Regions from separate parts of the Mus musculus genome. Here all the other regions are linked to region 1. A link is a loop called in an ENCODE intact Hi-C map of the cell type or tissue named here. Cell type or tissue: left cerebral cortex. All regions are shown on one strand. Links, peaks and the distances in the headings refer to the core of each region. The heading gives the core; the rest is flanking DNA. Region 1 overlaps Cux1 (cut-like homeobox 1). Region 2 overlaps Cux1 (cut-like homeobox 1). Region 3 overlaps Cux1 (cut-like homeobox 1). Region 4 overlaps Cux1 (cut-like homeobox 1).

Region 1 (5,054 bases), core at 860-3,359:
GATACAGTTGCATACTTCATGTCTCCATTAATCACAGACCAAGTGTATGGGGGAGGGCTCATATGATTACAATGGAGCTGAAAAATTCCTACTCCCTGGGGGCAATATGGCTGCCTTATGACTTGCAAGCCTATGGTAATTGACCACAGCTATAAATAACTCTGCTACTAGTTTATGCATTTCTACATAGTACTTCAAAAGGTTGTGTGCAGATATGCTCGCATCTGTGTGTGCAGAATCCAAAAGACAAACTTGAGTGTGTTCTTCAGATGCTGACCACCTTGTTTTTTGTTGAAGCAGGGTTTCCCATTAGCCAGGAACTCACCAAATGGGACAGGCTGGCAGACAGGTGAGCTCCAGGGAGCCTCCTGTCTCCATCTCACCGGGCTGGGATGATAAACATGCTCCACCATGCATGGCTTTCCACATGGGATCTGGAGGCTGCTTTCAGACCCTTATAGGTGTATGCTGTGGAACTGAGTGACCTCCTCAGCTACAAGAACACTTTCAGTCATTATTTTAAAATTCTTGCACTCAAGCTGGGCATGGTGGTGAATGCCTTTAATCCCAGCACTTGGGAGGCAGAGGCAGGCGGATTTCTGAGTTCGAGACCAGCCTGGTCTACAGAGTGAGTTCCAGGACAGCCAGGGCTACACATAGAAACCCTGTCTCGAAAAACAAAACAAACAAACAAATTCTTGCACTCATTAGAAAAAAGTTTACTGTGGTCTGGAGAGATGGTTCAGAGGTTAAGCTCTTGCAGAGGACCCAAGTTTGGCTCCCAGTACTTGTGCTGAGCCATTCACAACTGCCTATAACTCCACTCTAAAGGGTTAGGGTTAGGGTTAGGGTTAGGGATGCCTCTGCAGCCATCTGTACTCATGTACACACACACACACTCACACCAAAAACCCAAAAGTTTATTTTAAAATAGTATGCTCTGTGGTAGGAGCAAACCCCTCATCTATGGACTGTCAACTTGATTTACTGGCTGAACTGAAGAGCCAGGCAGAGTGGTGCATGTCTGTCATCTCGGCACTGAGAAGGCTGAAGCAGGAGGATGCGTTCCTGGCCACTTGGGTAACAAGGTGAGATCACTTCTCATTGAGTGGCTGGTCAGCCCCAGTCCTTGTCAGCATTCTCATGTTCACATCACCATGGCAAAACTGTCTCATGAGATTTCTCAGAATAAATCTTATCTATCCATTCATCCCCAAGTCATGATAGGAATTTTTTCTTTCTTTCTTCTTTTTTTCTTTTTCTTTTTTTTCCAAGACAGGGTTTCTCTGTATAGCCCTGGCTGTCCTGGAACTCACTTTTAAGATACTCAGAAGGGAAGCTTCTGGATAAAGAACTGAACATGCCTGTCCCTACGCACCACCCAGCCAGCCTTGAGAGGCATTCCCATTCATGTGCATAGTGCCTGTGATCATGTTCCTAGACTCTCAGCAATGAGTGGCATGCCCTGTTTTTAAAGAGCTGACAGTGATAGGCAAAACCATCTTTTACTGATAGTTTATCTGCAAATGTCTGACTGTTAAAAACCATTAGCACTTCCCCTATATGACGTACATTGCGTCTGCAAGCTGCCTGCTCCTTCCTTTATTCTTTTTTTTTTTTTTTTTTTTTTTAGAGATTTTATTTATTTATTATATGTAAGTATACTGTAGCTGTCTTCAGATCTTATTACGGGTGGTTGGAGCCACCATGTGGTTGCTGGGATTTGAACTCAGGACCTCTGGAAGAGCAGTCGGTGCTCTTAACCACCGAGCCATCTCTCCAGCCTCCTTTACTCTTCTACTGGACTGCTTCTTCATTTTCTGGAATTTTTAAGTTCTATATTTATATAGTGAGCAGTGTGTAGACATATGGGTATACACACATGAATATGTAATGTGAAGACAGGATAAAAGGTTTTGCCCATGCTAGGCAGGTGCCCTCCCACTGAGCCACGCCCCAGCCCCTCCCTGGGGGACTCTAGGCAGACGCCTCATGGCTGAGCTACATAGCTTGGTGGTTGCAGTTTTGGACATTTACTCATTTGACTGTTAAACTGCCTGTGACTATTTTTTGTCCCTCTAACATTTGTGTTCTAAGTTGGATCATGATGTCGTCTCCTTTTTCTTCCCACATTTAAAGATACTGTGCTGCTTCCTTTTCAGAAAAGGAAACAAAAAAAGAAAGGCAAACTTTGGTATAACCTTTTTTGGTATCTTTTAGAATTTAAAGGTTCTGTTACTGCCGTTCTGAACTTCATTTTGGGTAGAACTAAGTCTCCCCACCTCCATTATTGTTCCAAATGAGTTGTTAGCTCTTGACAGTTGGTGATTTAGAAGTGTTTGTTGGAAAGAACAGGAAGGATAGCTGGGGCAGGGAGGGAGAAGGCAGGAGAGCCACCCACATCTACATTTAGCAATCAGTGCAGTGACTAATGCAGCCAGGTAGAGCAGCCTGGGACACAAGCTTCAATTGTGTGGGCTCAAGGCTCCTAACTGCAGGATCCCTAGTAGCAACAGGTAGTAGAGGGGCTGGCCACGAGACCACCCGTGTTCACCCACTTCCCATGTGGCTTCAAATAGGGTGGCGAACATCAAACCTGTTTGCAGAGTCTGGAGTTTGTGCTCAGCTTCCTCCAGTTTTGAGGTGGTGGACATCTGTGTCTCTTGCAGCTTTCTGGAAAGAATTAAAAAAAAAAAAGGAGACAATGAATCCAAATTGGTCATCATGTTTTGACTACTGAGATAGGCTGTGTGCCCGAGCCCCACTGATGAACATGCTTCTGTTCTCCGGAAGGCCCAGCTGGAGGCAGCCTTACAGTGCAGCTTGACTCTCTGCACCTCAATGTTGTGAATGCAGATTAAACGACGTGGAATGTGAACCCCCTGGGGTCTGACATGTGTGGCAATTGGTGTGGAAGGTCCTCCTGTATGGGACTTGTTCCGAGATGGTGGATATTAAAAAGAAATGAACCAGCATCATCATACGCTCATTGTTTTCTGAGGTTGGGGAGAAGAATGATACATTTACATTCTGCTGACACAGAAAAGGAATCTGTTGGCATAAAGGATGTCCTAAACAGATGTGACAGCTGTCCTTTCCTCTAAAGTGGAACGCAAATGCTACTACGGTGGGTGGGGGAGGGGGGACCTGAATATCTGCAAGCAGTTTACTATCCCCATGGTCTCTAAATGTAGTTCCCAGCCAAGAAATGACATGCTTTCCTCTGTGTCTGCAGAAAAAACAGGAATCTAAAATTAAGTTCATCATTTTATATTATATGAATATAACATATGCTCAACCCAATAAACCTGGGGGTACAAAAAGGGAAAAATGACAGCTTAAAAATAATAACAGCCAACTTTCTGTCACCTATAGAAAAACTTTGCTAATATTTTCCTGCCTGTCTGTTATAAAATGGGATGTGTGCTGGGGCTGGAGAGATGGCTCAGGGGTCAAGAGCACTGCTTGCTGTTGCAGAGGACCAGAGTTCATTTTCTAGTACCTACATCAGGTGCAAAAAGCTCCAGGTATTCAGAACCCTCTGCTGGCCTCCACAGGTACCCCTGTGCACACGTGGCATACCCACACAAACACATTCATATGCATAATTAAAATGAACAACAAATTTTAAGAAAGCCCCACTTTAGATGTAGTATTACAGTGGGTGTCTGTGTGCGCATGTGCGTGAGGTACAGGTGCACTGGAGTAGAAACTGGAGGCCAATATCTATCTATGTGTTCCTCAATTGTCTCTTCCCTGATTTTTTTGAGACAGCATCCCTCACTGGACCCTGAGCTCACTGATTTGGCTAGATTGGCGCGGGAGAGTGTCTTAGCAACTAATCCACCTGTTTCCACGCCCCAGGTCTGGAATTATAGATGTGTAGCTCTTTTTTACAGGGGCAATCCAGCTTGTATAGCAAACATGTTACCAACCGAGCCACCTCTTTAGTCCCCAAGAGTTTTTTTGTTTGTTTTGTTTTGTTTGTTTTGTTTTTGAGACAGAGTCTCTTTAAATAGCCCTGCTGTCCTGAAACTCCCTATGTTAACTCACTCACGTGCCTGTGCTTCTCAAGTGCTGGGATTAAAGGTGGCTCCCCATGGTTTTTAAAACCAAACTTAAGAGAGGAAAGAAAGACAGTCCTTTTACTTTCTCCACTTCTCAGCGCTCCTCTGTACTGTTCTGCAATGCACATAGTGACCTAAGTGACTACAAGGCACAGGGACCTACTATGTGCCACACAAGGCAGGCAAATAATGTAATACACACCAGACTGACAAATATTGTGCTATCAAGCAATATGTACCATACATGTATACAGTAATGTTAACAGTGCAAAGTAACATAACATGTAACAGTATGTATAAATTAAATATAACATGCTATGATGCAAAATAATTTCTTTTCTTCCCTTTTGTGGAGGGGAGGGTTGAGACAAGGGTTCCCTGTAGCCAAGGCTAGCTTCCAACTGTAGATCCTTCTGCCTCTGTCACAGATGTGACGGGTCACGGGCCATGAAGCCCTGCTAACAGACCAAATTCCGTGGTCACAAGCTATATGCAATTTTTGTGTGTGGGTGTGGGGGAGAGAGCTAGATATTAGGAACCTTCCCAATTAAAAATCCTCTAATTTAAACTCCTGCCAGTATGTGTTTGTGTAAACCCTGCCAGCACTGGATAAAATCAAATTCAATATTTATTGCTGTTTCTTTGCATGCTCAATTTTTGGAATCTGTCAACTTTCAGAGGTTTTGCTATTTGTTTGTTTGTTTGTTTGTTTGTTGGGACAGGGTCTCACGTAGCCAAGGCTGGTCACGAATTACACATCTTGCTGCCCACACGTCCTAAGTGATGGGACTATTGGCATGCACTACCATGCCTGGCAAGTAAAACTGATCTTTCCTTTTAATTAATTTGTAAAAGCTTTGTGCGTATATAGATGATTAACCCTTAGGGATAAGAGCTTGGGTTGGTGGCTAAGGGCACTTGCTACTCTTAAAAAGACCTGGGTTTGGTTCCCAGCACTCACAGTAACCAGCTCATAACTGTGTATAA
Region 2 (5,054 bases), core at 1,241-3,740, 120 kb after region 1:
GAAGCCCAGACTCTAAAATGAGTGCACATCCACTACCCCTAACAACCTGTGTCAAGAAACACAGAGGCCATAACAGAGCAAACAAGGTTTTACCAGAAATATTAATGCAATGCATCTTTTGAACACACTACCGCCTAACATCATGGAAGCCAGTCTGGCATGAAGCCCACTGGCCCCCAGTGGCCCCATAGGACTTCAGTCAACACCACCCTGATATATCAGAGGCTAGAACAGAGCACGAGCCTGACACTGCTCGTGCCCAGCCTATGCAATGTCTGTACTTGGTATCAACACAAGTCTTACTGATTCTAACAACTTGTCCGCTGTCACAGCACATGGCTTGGATGAGGCACAGACTCTGCCAGGGTGCAGTTGGAGGCATCCAAACAAAGAAACGGGCATCTCACCATGCAATTTTTCTGGGGAATTAGGAAATGTCTCAGTAAATGTTCTACATTTTCCCAGGGGTCATAAGACCCCTTCTGAAGACTGTGACACAGTCCCAGCTCACCTCTGGAGTGTTCTTCTTGAATTCTCGGCTCTGCTCAATGAGCCGCTTTCTGGACTGTTCGCTCTCATCTTGCCTGTTTGCCAATACTGTTGCGGTGGCATCAAGTTCTCTCTGTAGGGAGATCCAGAAAGGAAAAGCAAGATTATAATGTGCAGTTTCCATCAGGAGGGATCATGTGTACAGTGGGCTTGAATAAAGAGGAGAGCCCCTGGGAATCAAATCTCTCAAGGACAGTGTTAAGGATCATAATAAGTATAATACATCTACCCAACACCAGTCCCATAGAGACTAAATGGAGAAAACCAAACTTGCTCAGCATGCTATACGGTGCCCTTTGGCATTGCACAAAGGATTCCTCCCTATGCCAACACACATAGAAACAGTCTCCCTACTAAACCACAGTTGGGTCAATTCCCCCCACATCTCTTTAGGCCATTCTCCTGAGTTCTGATCCACCTGTCTAACGTGGTATGTCCCCCAGTAGGACTCTACAAGTCTATAGTAGGAACCTGAGACTGGAGATAACAATGGCTGCTTTGCTTCCACTCAACAAATATTTCTTGAAAACTTACTGTAGGCCAGGCATCCCAATTGCAACCATTAAGTTATTTTTTTGCAAGAGGGATCTTTAAAAAGCAAATCCCAAGAATAATTATTTCTGTTATCCTGTAAGCTTTTCATAGGCAAGGTTCACCAAACATCCCACATGCCCTGGAGTCTGAGAACCCCCAGGGTGGGTTCCCAGAAGACTGGCCAGGTCTGAGGGCTCTGTTCTGAATGGCACAGTGTCAGAGAACCTGTGCCCCAGCCCTGAAGACTCTGGGAGAATCTGCCATGAGGAGCTGCCCTGAGCAGCCTACAGCAGATGGGCCCAGGATGGAGCTCCAGGCTCACAGCAGGTACACAGGCCATGTGGCTAACCACCGAATGGCCTGCTGTCTCATATGCTAAGTCAAGTAAATTCAGTTACTGAACATACGGAGCAGAATATTCTGTGTGGCATTAGTGACTGTTATAAGCGACTCCTCCATCCACAGCAGATCCCATCATCTTATGTTTCTGAGAGAACTAGAAGGCCAAGAAGGCCACCAGAGTCTACCTACCTCCGATTGTCATACATGATTCTCCCCCAATCCCCCAGAGACAGGGTCTCATGTACCCCAGACTGGCCTTAGATTCATTATAAAGCTGGAAAAAATGACCTTGAATTCCTAATCTTACTGTCTCTGCCTTCTTCCCAGTTGTTAGGATTATAGGCATGCATTAAACAGTTCTAGGGATAGAACCCAGGACTTCATGCTTACTCTGTAAGCACTCTAGCAACCGAGCCATATCCCTAATCCCCAGAGTCTTAAAAGGAGATGTGTAATGCATGTCCTCAGAGCTGGAGGCGCTCACATAACAGCATGGAAGGGCACATGGAAAGGAAATGGTGGGCAGAATAGGGTGTTCGTCACTCAGAAGATATTCCCTGCTACCACCTGAGCGAGACTGGGGTGGGAAGTGAAAGCCAACCTGCCTTATAGAACTTCCCAGAAGGATGTGAAGTAAGGGGAAGGTCCCCCTGCCTCCTCTTCTTTAGAGCTGGAGGCACAGGCATGTATCATCACTCTAGAAATGCCAAGGGTCCCTGCATACTAGGTGCTCTACAAACTGAACAACATCCCCTGCCTCCTGCTTCCTTTTTTGTGGAAACAACCCAGTGGGCCAGAAAGCCATCTTGGGTGATGCTTTCCTGGTACCATGATGGTGTGGCTCGTGGCCAGACAAGATGACAGAGAGCTGGAACAACCAACCAGCATGCTGTCAACTCAGAAATCTAAAGACAGTTTAAATGTGGAGAGGGGAACTGTGAGGTGGGGAGAGGCCTCATGCCACACTCTTCCTTTAGTATTTCTGGCATTCAAACAAATCCTGGGTGAGCAAATCCAAAGCAATACTGTGGGCTAGCATTCAAGAACAGATGTCAAAGCGACTGCAGAAAAGAGGGAAACACTGGGCGTTTTGATAGACCACATTTGAAAGTCATCCCAGAGAAGAGGAGGCAGGGGAAAAAGAGCAACCGCCACCAACGTGGGGAAGTGGGATGGAGAGAGAGGCAAGCAAGCAGTCGCAGATAACGCAGAAGGCTTGCAAAAATATAAACAATCTGGCAAGAAGGAGGACTTAGATGGCTATATTTAAGCAGCAGAAGAAGTTATAACGGGAGACTTGGAGAAGGGCGGAAAAAAGCCAATATTGAAATATGACAGGAACGGGAGAAGTTGATATTTCCTTCCAGGCACAGGCGCATACATACACACATACACACACACACACAACTTGGAGAAACAGAAAACCAGTGCTGGCTGCTGTTTCAATAGGGATCCTGCTGCTTGCCATGAAGAAGTCTGGGTTTCCAGCTATAGCACAAGTAGCATATCCTGGCTTCTTTAACTGAGTGGGGTGTTCAATGTGGGAACTTGAGGGGTTCTAGCCTTCTCAGTGAGTGAGTACATTTAGAGGATAAAGTAAGAGCACAGGGCTGATGGGCATGGTGGTGTGTTCCTGTAATCCCAACACTCAGAGGTGGAAGCAGGAAGATCAGAAGTTCAAGGCCAATTTCTGCTTCACATCAAGTTTGAGACCAGCCTGGCACCAAAAGTAAGTAAATAAATCAATCAGGTCAGAAAGAGTCAGTGAGTAACACAGCTGACTTGTGAGCACCAAGACCTGAGTTTAGATTTCAACATCCACATACAAAGCTATGTGTAAGGCTGCCGTTAGAAAGGAAATAGAGGGTTCCTGGAACTTACTGGCCATCCAGGTACAAAACAACTCCCACTGTTATGAGAAACTGTCCCCAAAAGGAACAAGATGGATGGCACCTGAGGAGAAACAGCAGAGGCTGTCTTCTGGCATCCAGACATGTACAGGGAAAGGAAGTAGAGTGAGGGTGAGGCACATATGTACACCCACACCCACACCCACTCTAAAAGACATAGGTCAGACCCTGTTTCCTAAGCCCAGCTATTTGTCCTTTGATTCTGAGGTCTCTCTGCAGACTGATAGGTCAGACAGCTTGAGTTGAACAGGTGGCCTGGTGACTAGGAACCTACATTGCAAAGCCAGTACACCTGGGGCCACTTGCTGCTGGCAGTCAGAGACTCTATGGGGTTCCACCTCACTCCTTTACCCAACCTTGCAGACATATGTGAACCAACTCGAGGAGCCAACAGGGGTCTCCAAATTTAATACTGTGCTGCCTCCTGCCACCACGGAAACAGATTGACACAGTGAGTAGACTGAGCCTTCCGCCAATGTGTGGAGCTTCCACTGCTCCAGATAGGGCTGGTCACATTTGGAAGGCTCAAAGACTTAGGCTAAATTACTCCCCCCAAAATTTAAACCACCTCCAAATCGTGTGTGTGTGTGTGTGTGTGTGTGTGTGTGTTCATTCACATATGGAGGCCAGAGATTGATGGCAGGAATTTTTCTCAGTCACTCTCCCTCACTTTGAGACAGGATCCCTCACCGCACCTGAAGTTCATAGATTCAGTGAGACTGGGTAGATAATGAGCTCCAGGACTCTATCCACTGGGGCCCACTCCCCCAGAGCTGGGATCGCCGACCTGCACTGACATACCAGCTTTTAATATGGGTGCTGAAGCTCCAAATTCAAGTCCTCATACTTAGTTTAGCATCAGATGCTTGCCTGACTGGACCATCTCCCCAGCCCCCACCAGACCTTTTAGAAGGAGAATAAGACCTGCATTCTCGAGCTCCAGAAACAAGTCGGAGGGAGTAGACAGCTATAAAACTCAAGGCCAATACTGTTTTATTATCTACTGAGCCTGTCTATTCTCAAAGTGTCGACAATGACGTACTAATAAGAGAATCTAATGTGTTGAGAGGAAGGGGAGATGAGGGACCAAAATACAGAATCATCAGCCCATGAGTCACAGGTCACATGGAAACAGGAGCACAGAGAGTCCCACATCTGAAAGGCATTAAGATGCAAAAAGGGGGAAAGCTGGAACTAACATACTGCCTGTGAACAGCACTATTTGGCATAGGCACCGATGGATGATTCTGTGGTGATTGTTAAAAACAGGGGGAAAAAATGATTTTTACATGGAACCAAAAATAATATGTAGGACATGGGACAGTCATCAAGATATACCTAGTCAAAATCAGCAAATCATCCCACGGGACTTACACCTCGTACGCTCCCCACATGCTGGCCAGACTCTAATGGCCTCCAGAAGGAAACAGAAGAAACCTGAACTGGGTTTGCTCAGTTGTAAGAGCCAGTGAAGAAGGAACTTACTCTGAGGTGTGTACTCTGGCTGTTTCTTGGAAAAATGGGAAGGTATTAATTTTTAAAGTCCTTCCGTCCAGGTTCAATATCACAGGCCTTTAGTTCCAGCTAGTTGGCAGGTTGAGGGAAGAGGATCATTTCAGTTCAGGAGCTCAAAGCCAGCTTCAGCAACATAGCAAAACTCATCTCTGGGGGTGTGGTCTATCATTAGAACACTTGCCTATAATCCTCCAGTAAGAGGCT
Region 3 (5,054 bases), core at 1,303-3,802, 110 kb after region 1:
CTTGTGACACTTGTCACTGAAAAGTACTCACTCACCAGAGAACATGAAGGCTAGCCCAGTGAGTGCCCATAGAAGTGCTGGGCAGACAAATGAGCACAGAGAAACAACTACTGCTGGCTTAGCTGGACATGAATAGCTCACCTTCTTTCCTTGGTGTGAGCCTTATCAAGATAAGGAGGAGAGTGCCTCCATCAGGCACCTCCATGCAGAATATGATGCCGCACTGACCACGGATGTGGCCTCATTAGTCATCGTGGCCAGTTGTGGGAGGAACAGACTCCCAGCTGAGCTGAATGAGGAATGGAAAAGCTAAAGTGATCTACCAGCAGCCAGTAAAGCAAGGCTGTGCTCTTGCTGAGCTGCTTCCTCTATGCCGGGAACGAGAGAATGGAAGAGAGGATGCAACTGGGAGCAGTGGTGGGCAGAACATCAGCTGCTTTTGACTTGAGGAGAAGGTAGTACTGTCCCATGATGGCTCCATTCTACAAGAGGCTTTGGCTGGCCAAGAAGAAAGGAAAACAAGGAGGGGAAACCCTCAAACAAGTGCACTGGAGGGAGACGTACTGCTTACTTTCTGCCTAACGTCAGTAGGCTGGCAGGGGACAGGGGCGACAGAATGTCTCCTTTCTGCAGCCAGTTAGTTGGGGTGGGAGTGGGGTGGAGATACTGTTGAAGTGAACTTCGTCTGAAATAACACGGAGGACGAGGTGTCAGCAAAACACACACCTGCAGAAACTGGGCCTCTGAGAATGAGAAGTCAAAGAAAAAAAAAAAAAAAAAAAACCCTTTTGTTCCGTTTCACTTGTTCTGTGAAAGCAAATCTATGCCCTAGTGTCTCCGCTCTGCAGACAGCCGGTCTCCCCACTGGGAATGTTACTGTGCTGGCCCTGACACTCCACCCTGCGTGCTTTGGGAGTAGTCTTTTTCTCCCTGAGTCATACTTTTCTGGACATCTTCCAGCCCTCAAGCTAAACCTGTAATACCCTAAAAAGGTAGATGAGCAGTGCTTCTAGGATTTAAGTCTTTCTCCACCTACTGGAACAGAAGTTGTGGATGTTTCTACCTTAACGAATGCAAAAACAGACCCAGGAGACAATGTACTGGCATGTTTGATAATTTTCAGTAAAACAGTATGTGCGTTGGAGGTGGGGGTGGGTGCAGGACAGAACCCTTTCCCTTGTCTGTAGTTTAACAAGCCGTTCCTAGTGCTCTCTGCTCTTTTAAGGTTTACAGGCACTTCTGGAACTTAACCATGCAAATACTCCTCAGAACCCATAGATACACTCACAAACTTCAAAGGGGTAAATTAAAGTATAGAATTTGGGCTAGCAAGCCGGCTCAACCTATAAAGGGGCTTGCCATCAAGTCTGACAATCTGGGTTGGTCCTCAGGACTCACATGGGAACACAGGAGAAGGAAAGAACCAGCTTGCCCCAAGTTGTTATCTGACATCCACAAGGGCACTGCAGTGAGCATGCACCTACATACACACACACACACAGACACAGACACACACACACTACACACACAGACACACACAGAGACACTCACACACACACACACACACACACTAAATGAATGTAAAAAATGTTTTTAAAAAAATAAAATAAATAACAATGCAAAATTTTCTAAAGACTGTATCTGGGGGGTAGGGGTGGGGCAGGGATGGAGCCTTAGTAGGTAAAGATCCTGCTAAAACTTCAGTTTGATACTCAGCACCCACATACAAACCTAGCTGTGGTGGTCACCCCGACAGAGACAGGCAGGCCCCTGGGCTTGGTGGGCTGGCTAGCTGAGACAGGGAGCTCCAGGTGAAGTGGGAAACCTTGTTCCAAAAACCACCTGTCGGCAACCTCCAACGCACTGTATAGAAACACATATATAAGACAAATCCAAACAGAAAGAGAGAGAGAGAAACAGACAGATAGACAGAGAGACAAAGAAAAACCACCTGTCGGCAACCTCCAACGCACTGTATAGAAACACATATATAAGACAAATCCAAACAGAAAGAGAGAGAGAGAAACAGACAGATAGACAGAGAGACAAAGAAAAACCACCTGTCGGCAACCTCCAACGCACTGTATAGAAACACATATATAAGACAAATCCAAACAGAAAGAGAGAGAGAGAAACAGACAGATAGACAGAGAGACAAAGACGAGACTGAGACTGTAAGAAAAGCCCTCTACTCTCCAGAGAACCCACACACCTCTGAGCACGGCCCACACAGGAGGTGTCCCAGGGCAGAAAGAGAAAGGAAGCCCAACCCACACAAGTCTGGGGCAAAGCATGGCACTACATAGTCCCTAGTTCTTCCTTCAGGTATAAACCTCTACAATAGGAGTGGGAGGAGAGAGGCTCCATGGCCATTTGGATCTCCCTCTCATGAGCCAGAGAGAGGGCCAGTCCTAGAGCCTGTCAGGGGCTGAGGCTCCACTGGGCCCCAGGCTGATAGGAACAAGCTGCCCCTGCTGGCTGCTTCCATGGAAACGAGGTCAAGCTGGCAATAACAAGACCCAGCTTTAAAAGAGCCACCTGCCTCTAGGAAGCCCGGCACACTGCCCTTTCCCTTCTGACTTTTCAAATCTGCAGTGTGAAAACAAACAGGGGGAGTTGTTGACCACGGAGATACTGGACTCTTCCACATGAGTCCTGGCTCACTAACACGACTGAATGGCTGTGTGGCTCTGAGCAAGAATTATCCCATTCTGAATACAAGTCTGCTCTTGAAGAACAGGACAAGTATCTTATTCATACTAAGACAGCTATGACAGCTTTATCTATTCAAGAGCACTCTTGACCAGGGAGGAGGTGGATCAATCCAGAAATATAAGGTTAATGGCACGCAGCAAGCACAAGTGCTCGTGGAGCATTAATGTGCTGAATCACGGACTTGGGAGGATCTGAGGTGTCCCAACCTTCCTAGAGCTCAGAAGCTCAAGAGAAAACACACACAGGTGCCTGGGTGAGTAGAGGAATTCAGTCAGGACATAAGTAAATACAAGAGGAGATCTAAAAGCCCAAGGACACAGCAAGCAGAGGGCCTGGTCTCACAGCAGCTGTGGTCCTCTTCTGCCATGTCCCCACAGGAGCGGGGAGCCTGTCTCTGGGTACATTTCTCTGGACAATCATTGGCAAACCATTTTCTTTCTCCTCATTGCACAAGAAGAGAAACAAGCCAGTTTTCCCCTCAGGAAACTCTCAACCTTCATGAAAACAGTTCACACTCAAAAGTGAGTATACTTGAGCCAGGTAACCAGAGAGGCCAGGCCCACCACTAGTCTATCAGGTCACTAAGCAGGGGTGAGGACATATAGCTTTAATCCTGCTGGGGTACGGTAGATGCAGGTTGGGGATTCTGAGATAAGCACAATTTGACTCATCACTCCCTGGCAAGCAACATGGCTCAGTGGGTACCGGCAGTTGCCACCATCCCTTGAAGACCTAAGTTTGATACTCAGAATCTACATGGTAGAAGGCCTGCACTGGCTCTAAAAACTAATACCCTGACCCCCAAACCTGAGCTACAACACATGTGTGCCCCCCCTCCAAATATCCCTAAACACATGTTTTTAAATGTAAAATGTCACTCCCCATGGCTGGGCATACACACACACACACACACACACACACAGGCCTATAACAGAAGCACTCAGGAAGCTGAGGCAGGACGATAGTAAGTTCCAGTATAGCCTTGCTTACACAGTAGAACTTCACAAAGTGCTCTACTGCTGAACCAAGCCCTCGCCCCCTCACTGCCAAATTCTAGGCAAATGCTGTATCATTAAGCTATATTCCCCAGCCCCTATGGCTCATCACTAACACAACAGACCACCCTGCCCACTGCCCTGTGGGTAGCAGCAACAGCCAGCCAGGATACTGACTAGAGGATGCAGAGCTGCCTTCATCTCAAGTCTAGCTTGTCCTTCACTGTCACTTAGATGTCCTCACCACTGTCCTTGCTAGCCTGTCCCCTCACACACCAGCTTCTTCCTTCCCCCAGAGCCATGTGGCATGCTTGCTCCTCTCCTTGTAAAGAACACACAGCAGATCCTGCTATATTTTGGCCATAGCTGACTTGAAGAAAACCACCAGTTTGCTTTGGAAAAGAACTAGTAGGGAAAGCTGGAAGGAGTCTCTGGGTCAATAAACACCTCTGCTTCCCTTCTCCAGCCTCTGGCACAGCACTTTCCCCTGCTGGAAGCTCTTTCAGAGACATGGCTAGAGAGTCTCTACAACAGGGAACCAGTGGCCCGGGGACAGGGAATGATGGGGAAATGAGCAGACAGTGCATTAGCAGTTGGAAGAAAACATCACACAGGGCCATAAATGTGTCTGCCATCCACAGCAACAGACACAGTGCTGCTTCAGGTCCTGGGCAGAAGTGGCACAGAGCTGAAACAAACTTGAGAAGCCCTGTATCTTGCCAGTGAATAAATCATAAATATCACCCCCTGAAACTTCTAAAAAAGACACATTTTGAATACAAATGAATGTTTCTCAGGCATTGCAGCCAGAATAAACACCTCTGTTGATCAAATAACAAGGAAAACCAAGTACTATAAGGAGAAAATCAGCACCAGGAAGCTGAGGCAGGAACATAGCAAGTCCAAAGCTACATGGAAGACCTTGTCTCAGAAAACCAAAACTGGGCAGGGAAAGAGTTTAGTGGGTACAGAGAGTGACATGAAAGCATGAGGATCTGAGCACAGAGCAGGGTGTGGCAGCACACATCTGTAATCCTAGCATCCCTACAGCAAGACAAGGAGAAACTCCAGGAATGCTGGACCCAGTCTGTTGTATGCAGGGCTAAATAACAAAAACCCCATCTAACACTGGAGGTTTTCATCTAAACTCTACTTGAACATGAATGTTCAGACACGTATACATTCATGTGTATACATGTACACACACACAGAAATTCAATGAAGTGTAATTCTGGCATTAGAGTGGCAGGAAGATCAAGAGTGTAAGGATAGACTGGGCTACAGAGCAAGGGTAAGGCCAGTCTGAGCTACATGCTAAGACCCCGTATACTAAAAAAAAAAAAT
Region 4 (5,054 bases), core at 1,077-3,576, 62 kb after region 1:
AAATAACAAAACACTCCCTCCCAAACGAATCAACCAACCCAGACAAAAATTATTAGCTAAGAAAAATGTTCCATTCATGTATTCAATCAATTTCTATGGAGTCAAACTTACAGACAAGCAAAGAAATATATACCTCCAGGTCTGTCTCCACTTTCCAGCAGATGGGAGAACAGACACCACCCACACTTGGGGTGACTAGCAGCTGACTCTTCATGACCCCAATGTGCCTCTTGGAAGTTCAACCATAGAAGGCTTCTCCCATATAGAAAATAGAAAATTCTTAGATACAACCTTTAAAAGATAAAAAAAACTACAAAAGGCAGCTATAAACAGCCATGATACAGAAGTCCACGCCCTGGGTATCTAGACATTTACTCTGAGGTGCAGCTATCTAAGTCCACCTAGGGCTCTCTGAGACGCAAGTAAAAATGAACTAAGGCTTGGTTTGCATGGTGCTGCATACCTATCATCCCAGCACTCAGTAGGCTGAGGCAGGAGGATAAGTTTGAAGGCAGTGAGAGCTACAGTGCTGAAAGACAGAGTCATCTGGTTATGACACGCATTTCCATCTTGTCATCAGAGCAGCTAAGATGCATACATGAGACTCCCAAGACTAGGCACATTGTGGTGGATTATAGCTCAGTTGGTAGAGTACTTGCCTAGTATGCAGGAGGCTCTAGGTTTCATCTCCAGAACTGCATAAACCAGGATGTTGGCTTACAGGACTGTAATCCCAACACTCCAGCGGTGGAAGGAGGGATACAAGGTCAGGGTCATCTTTGGACTTAACCAGTTTCTGGCCACCTTGGGCTACATAAAAGAAACCCCAGATCAAAACAAGATGAGCTCACCCTCAAAGAAGGAGTGGAAGGAGCATCACCAGTACCCTCCCCTGAGACTCCAGTCACTCTTTCTTTGCTGTGGCCCAGCCCCAGCTCGATGGGTTCCATCCCAGTTTCCAGTCATGACACTTTTCCAGACAGAAATTTCCAGGGGATGAAGGGACATGCTAGCCTGTGGCCAGAAAGGGCACATTCAGGAGCTGGAGGAGTAGGTCAGTCAGTGGAGTGTTTGCCCTCAACATCATCCTCAGTGCTGCATAAACTGGGCAGAGTGGGACACACCTGCAGCCTCAGCAAGCAGGAGGAGAGGTGGAAAGATCAGAAGTCCAAGATTATCTGAGTTACACAATGACTTTGAGGCTCACTTGGAATATGTGAGACCCTGTCACTAAAAGAGGGGCAGAGCAGTGAGCTGGCTCAGTGGATAAAAGGGCTTGCTGCTAAGTCTAACCTCCTGAGCGCAATCCCTGAACCTCATGTGTCAGAAAGAGACAGCTGATCCTGCAAGCTGCCCTCTGCACACTTTTTAAAAAAGTGGGTGCTAGAAGTCAAACTCAAGCCTCATGCTTGCACAGTAAGCACGCTTACCCACAGGGCTACCTCTTCAGGCTCAGACAAGTTAGTTTGTAGAGTCATACACATGAAGAATCACTAGCTGGTAGGCAAAGCTCTCCACCAGGTAGCCCTGATGTGAAGAAGCAGGAAAGACTGCCTGGAGGGGAAAGACGCTGTGTAGCACTTGGGGTTAAAGAAGAGGCCTGGTGGGGCAGAGAGAGTAAAGTGCTTGCCTCACAAGAGTGAGAACCTGAATTCAATCCCCAGAACTCATAAGAAAAAAACAAGTTTTGTGGACAGCTAATCTGAAACTACCAGGCCAACGAGGAACTATGTCTTAAACGAATGATGGGAAGAAGTGGCACCTAAGATTGACCTCTGACCCCTACATATTCATATACATGTGCACAACTACCTGCATGCATCGCATCACACACACACACACACACACACACACACACACAATGAAGCCATACTTGGAAGTCAGAACAACAGTGGTTCTGAGAGGATCAGAGGGCGATTGTGAGACAAAGGTGAACACAAATGCGCTGTGACAGGCTATAAGTTCACGAACTCACAAGGCTTCTGCTCAGAAACCCCTCGAAGCAGGAGAGGAAAAGATTTGGGGCAGGGTGAGCAGATCTGCAGAACTGTACTCGTAACTAACAGGAGATGGTCCACCCTGGGTCGGTAAGCTCCGTTGAGCCAGCTAAACCCAGCTGGCTTCTGGTATTTTTATGGTCCATGAGCTAAGAATGGTTTTTACACTTTTAAATGGTTACATTTAAAATGGTTATGTAAGTGCCTACATAATATCCTGATTTTGCCTTTTACCCAGCCAGGTCTAAAATATTTAATGCCATACCCTTTCAAGAGAAAGTTTGTGGTCAAGCTTGGTGGTAGTGGGCCTGTCGTGCCAGCTGCTTGGGAGGCTAAGACAGAAAGAGCAGAAGTTCAAGGCCAGCCTGGGCAGCTTGATGAGACCCTGTCTTCAAAAAAAGAAAAAAAATATATAATAAGACTGAAGAAGATGGCATAGCTTTGAGCACTTGCCCAGACTCCCCAGTGAGTAGCAGCTCAGCAGTAGAGTGTCTGTGGGATAGGGGGAATGTTTCAATCCAACCACACACAGAAGTTGTGGACCTCTGGACTACCCCCTTGTCCATTTCTGTTTTTGCTTGTCCCACTTTCTCCCACAAGGTAAACTTGTGAGAAGGATTTAACTTAGCCATGGAATTAGCCAAGCTTTGGGATCCAGATGCGCATATGTCCTGTGAATGTCCAACACCCACCATAATCTTCTTGTGTAAATCCAGCCAGCCTAACTCTCAACCTCAGTGAGACCCAACCCCCCAAGACTTCCCAGAAACAACGGTGAATGAGAGGCTGCTGTGAACATCATAGGAGACCTGGCACATGAATAGGTCTGTGTGAGATCAAAATGCTTCTGGAATAAAAATTTACTCGTGGTCATTTATGAGCTGGTTTATCACCAACATCTACGCTCTGTTCTCATAAATGCTGCAGTGTCTAAGACATATAGCATGTGGGGTGGCAGGGCAGGAATCTGCTGAACTGCCAAAGATGCGACCTGGGCATTCTGCTCAGTCCCTCGTAACCCAGTCTCATCAACAGGTCGGGGGCACCTCTGTTAGGCCAGTTGCACTTCACTAAGCCCATGTGCATGGTGGAGGAAGATGTCAAACTCATGCTGAAAATGAGCCCATGGAAAACCACACTCCAATCTGCATTCTACTGTGGAAAAAGCATCCCAACCACATCCAGATATGGATGAAGAGGGGTTTGGGGGGGGGGGGGGAGTAAGCTATATTTTGTGGGAAACCTAGAATGTTCGACATCTTGTATCACATGGAAACTGAAACTCAAAAAGTATTTCAAGAAATAGGCATGCTGAATCTTACACTTACTCCTAAAGAAGGGCTACAAGTCAACCTTCATGAAAGCATCACCTTGGTGCCCTTGCAGCCTCAGGGCCCTGGTCACACACACCAGTGAGATCCACACTCATTCTATATTGAAGTGCCAGGCTGCCACCAGAAGTCTACCTATCCAGGGAGAATACAGGCTCTGACTCCAGTGTAAAAGCTCCTTTTATCTATCTGTGAGCTCAGGCTAGGTTGGGATACCCTGATTCCAAGTAGCTTTATCTATCTGTGAGCTCAGGTTAGGTTGGGATACCCTGATTCCAAGTAGCTTTATCTATCTGTGAGCTCAGGCTAGGTTGGGATACCCTGATTCCAAGTAGCTTTCCTGCCTTCTTGGAAGCCAGCTCCACAAGGTGATGTCTATAAGGTTTTTTTGAGACAGGGTCTTACTGGCCTGGAGCTTTTAGATTGAGCTGTGTTGGTTGGCCAGTGAGCCACAGCAATCTACCTCTGTTTCCAACTCTTCCTCCTCCTCCCCTTCCTCCTCTTCCTCCTCTGTGCTAGGATTACAAGCATGTCATTATCCAATGACACAACTAGAGCAAGAATTGTGGGTCTCAAGTTTCACTAACATTTCAGTGCAAGTGGCTAACAAGCAGGGAAACACTATGGAGCAGGTGAGTCTTGCTGCTTTGAGTCAGCCTGCAGTGACTATCAGGAATGTACTCACGAGTATCTATTGTGTGCTTTGTATGCATACAGCCAAGAAGTTATATAACTCCCCCCCTCCCTTTCTTTCTGAAACAGGGTCTTGTTATATACGCAGGCTGGCATCAAATGTACAATCCTCCTCCTATAGCCTCTGAGTGCTGGGATTCCAGGAGTGGTATCACACCTGGATGGCCCTGGCCTCTTGAAGGTGAAGTTCTGCAGGGAGGACAAACATGCACATCAAACTGACTGCACAGCAAGACAGCTGCAGGAGCCCATGAAAGGTGGGTACAAAAGCCTGGGCTGTCAAGTGACCATTTGCATGAAGCCACCTTCTCACCCAGGCAGAAGAATTTCCTTTTGGAATTCCAAAGCATCTAGCATAGTCATTTATCACCCGAAACAACTGCTTTACAGGACAGAGAGCCCTAGCACTGAGGCCAGGCCACCCTACAATTGCTATTCCTTAGTGCAGCCTAGAGCTTACAGGACTCACTTGATTGAAGTGTTTATTCAGTGATCTAAAGGGTAGAGAGCGATCATTTCCACACCCACCCTTGCCCCTCACTCACTTACAACTAAATAAACAAGAGTGACTCAGTTAAAAGGCAAATAACACAAACATTAAACATGACTGTATTCAAGCTGGAGAGGAAGGCCAGATAGCCTGGGGCTTCACTAAAGCTTGAATGAAGGCCAAGCTGAAGGTCACTGCTAGATCCTGTGGTGACACAGATCTCACTGTGGGTGGGTATCTTAATAATTTTCAGGAGACTTGAAGCTACCAGGTGGTGGCGGTTAAAGGACAGTGGGTCCAAGCACGAGGAAACTGTTCCTAGTCAAGTGTAACACATACCTATGATCCTAGCACCCAGGAGGCTGCTAGTTCAATGCTAGCCTGGCTACAGAGTGATGAAGTGCTGGGGTAATGGCTCAGCTGGGGAGAACTTGCCTAGCATGCACAAGACCCTGGGTTCTATCAACAGCCCAGCAGATAGAATAAATTAAAGAAGAAAGAAGGCGCTCTCCGTCAAAGGCATAGACTATAGGGAAACACTTG

What was found. Peaks named below come from ENCODE experiments on the same cell type or tissue, not always from the same donor. Only the 100,000 strongest peaks of a DNase experiment are listed, where the experiment ranks them.
Region 2: a loop joins it to region 1, with 5 times the contacts of the local background. A loop is called at or near these places in 2 of 42 quality-filtered maps.
Region 3: it touches region 1 in a loop (2.9-fold over the local background); 3 of 42 quality-filtered maps call a loop at or near these places.
Region 4: it touches region 1 in a loop (2.5-fold over the local background); 2 of 42 quality-filtered maps call a loop at or near these places.

The regions. Positions count from the first base shown.
Region 1 is chr5:136,360,663-136,365,716 of GRCm38, forward strand. It overlaps Cux1 (cut-like homeobox 1), which reads right to left. Exons shown (of 23, transcript NM_001291234.1): 7 at 2,597-2,673. Among named protein-coding and RNA genes, the nearest start is that of Mir721, 13 kb to the right of the region's middle. In left cerebral cortex, for the core only: no CTCF peak of the experiment used is centred there; DNase peaks (open chromatin) are centred at 2,043, 2,346 and 2,688; H3K27ac peaks cover 1,841 bases.
Region 2 is chr5:136,485,230-136,490,283 of GRCm38, forward strand. It overlaps Cux1 (cut-like homeobox 1), which reads right to left. Exons shown (of 23, transcript NM_001291234.1): 2 at 512-622. Among named protein-coding and RNA genes, the nearest start is that of Cux1, 80 kb to the right of the region's middle. In left cerebral cortex, for the core only: no CTCF peak of the experiment used is centred there; a DNase peak (open chromatin) is centred at 2,602; H3K27ac peaks cover 951 bases.
Region 3 is chr5:136,465,308-136,470,361 of GRCm38, forward strand. The region is part of intron 2 of Cux1 (cut-like homeobox 1); the gene reads right to left. Among named protein-coding and RNA genes, the nearest start is that of Gm16599, 75 kb to the left of the region's middle. In left cerebral cortex, for the core only: a CTCF peak has its summit at 2,480; a DNase peak (open chromatin) is centred at 2,473.
Region 4 is chr5:136,422,809-136,427,862 of GRCm38, forward strand. All of the region lies in intron 2 of Cux1 (cut-like homeobox 1), which reads right to left. Gm16599 (a long non-coding RNA gene) reads left to right here. Exons shown (of 3, transcript XR_868598.3): 3 at 1-5,054. Among named protein-coding and RNA genes, the nearest start is that of Gm16599, 32 kb to the left of the region's middle. In left cerebral cortex, for the core only: no CTCF peak of the experiment used is centred there; a DNase peak (open chromatin) is centred at 2,190; H3K27ac peaks cover 1,594 bases.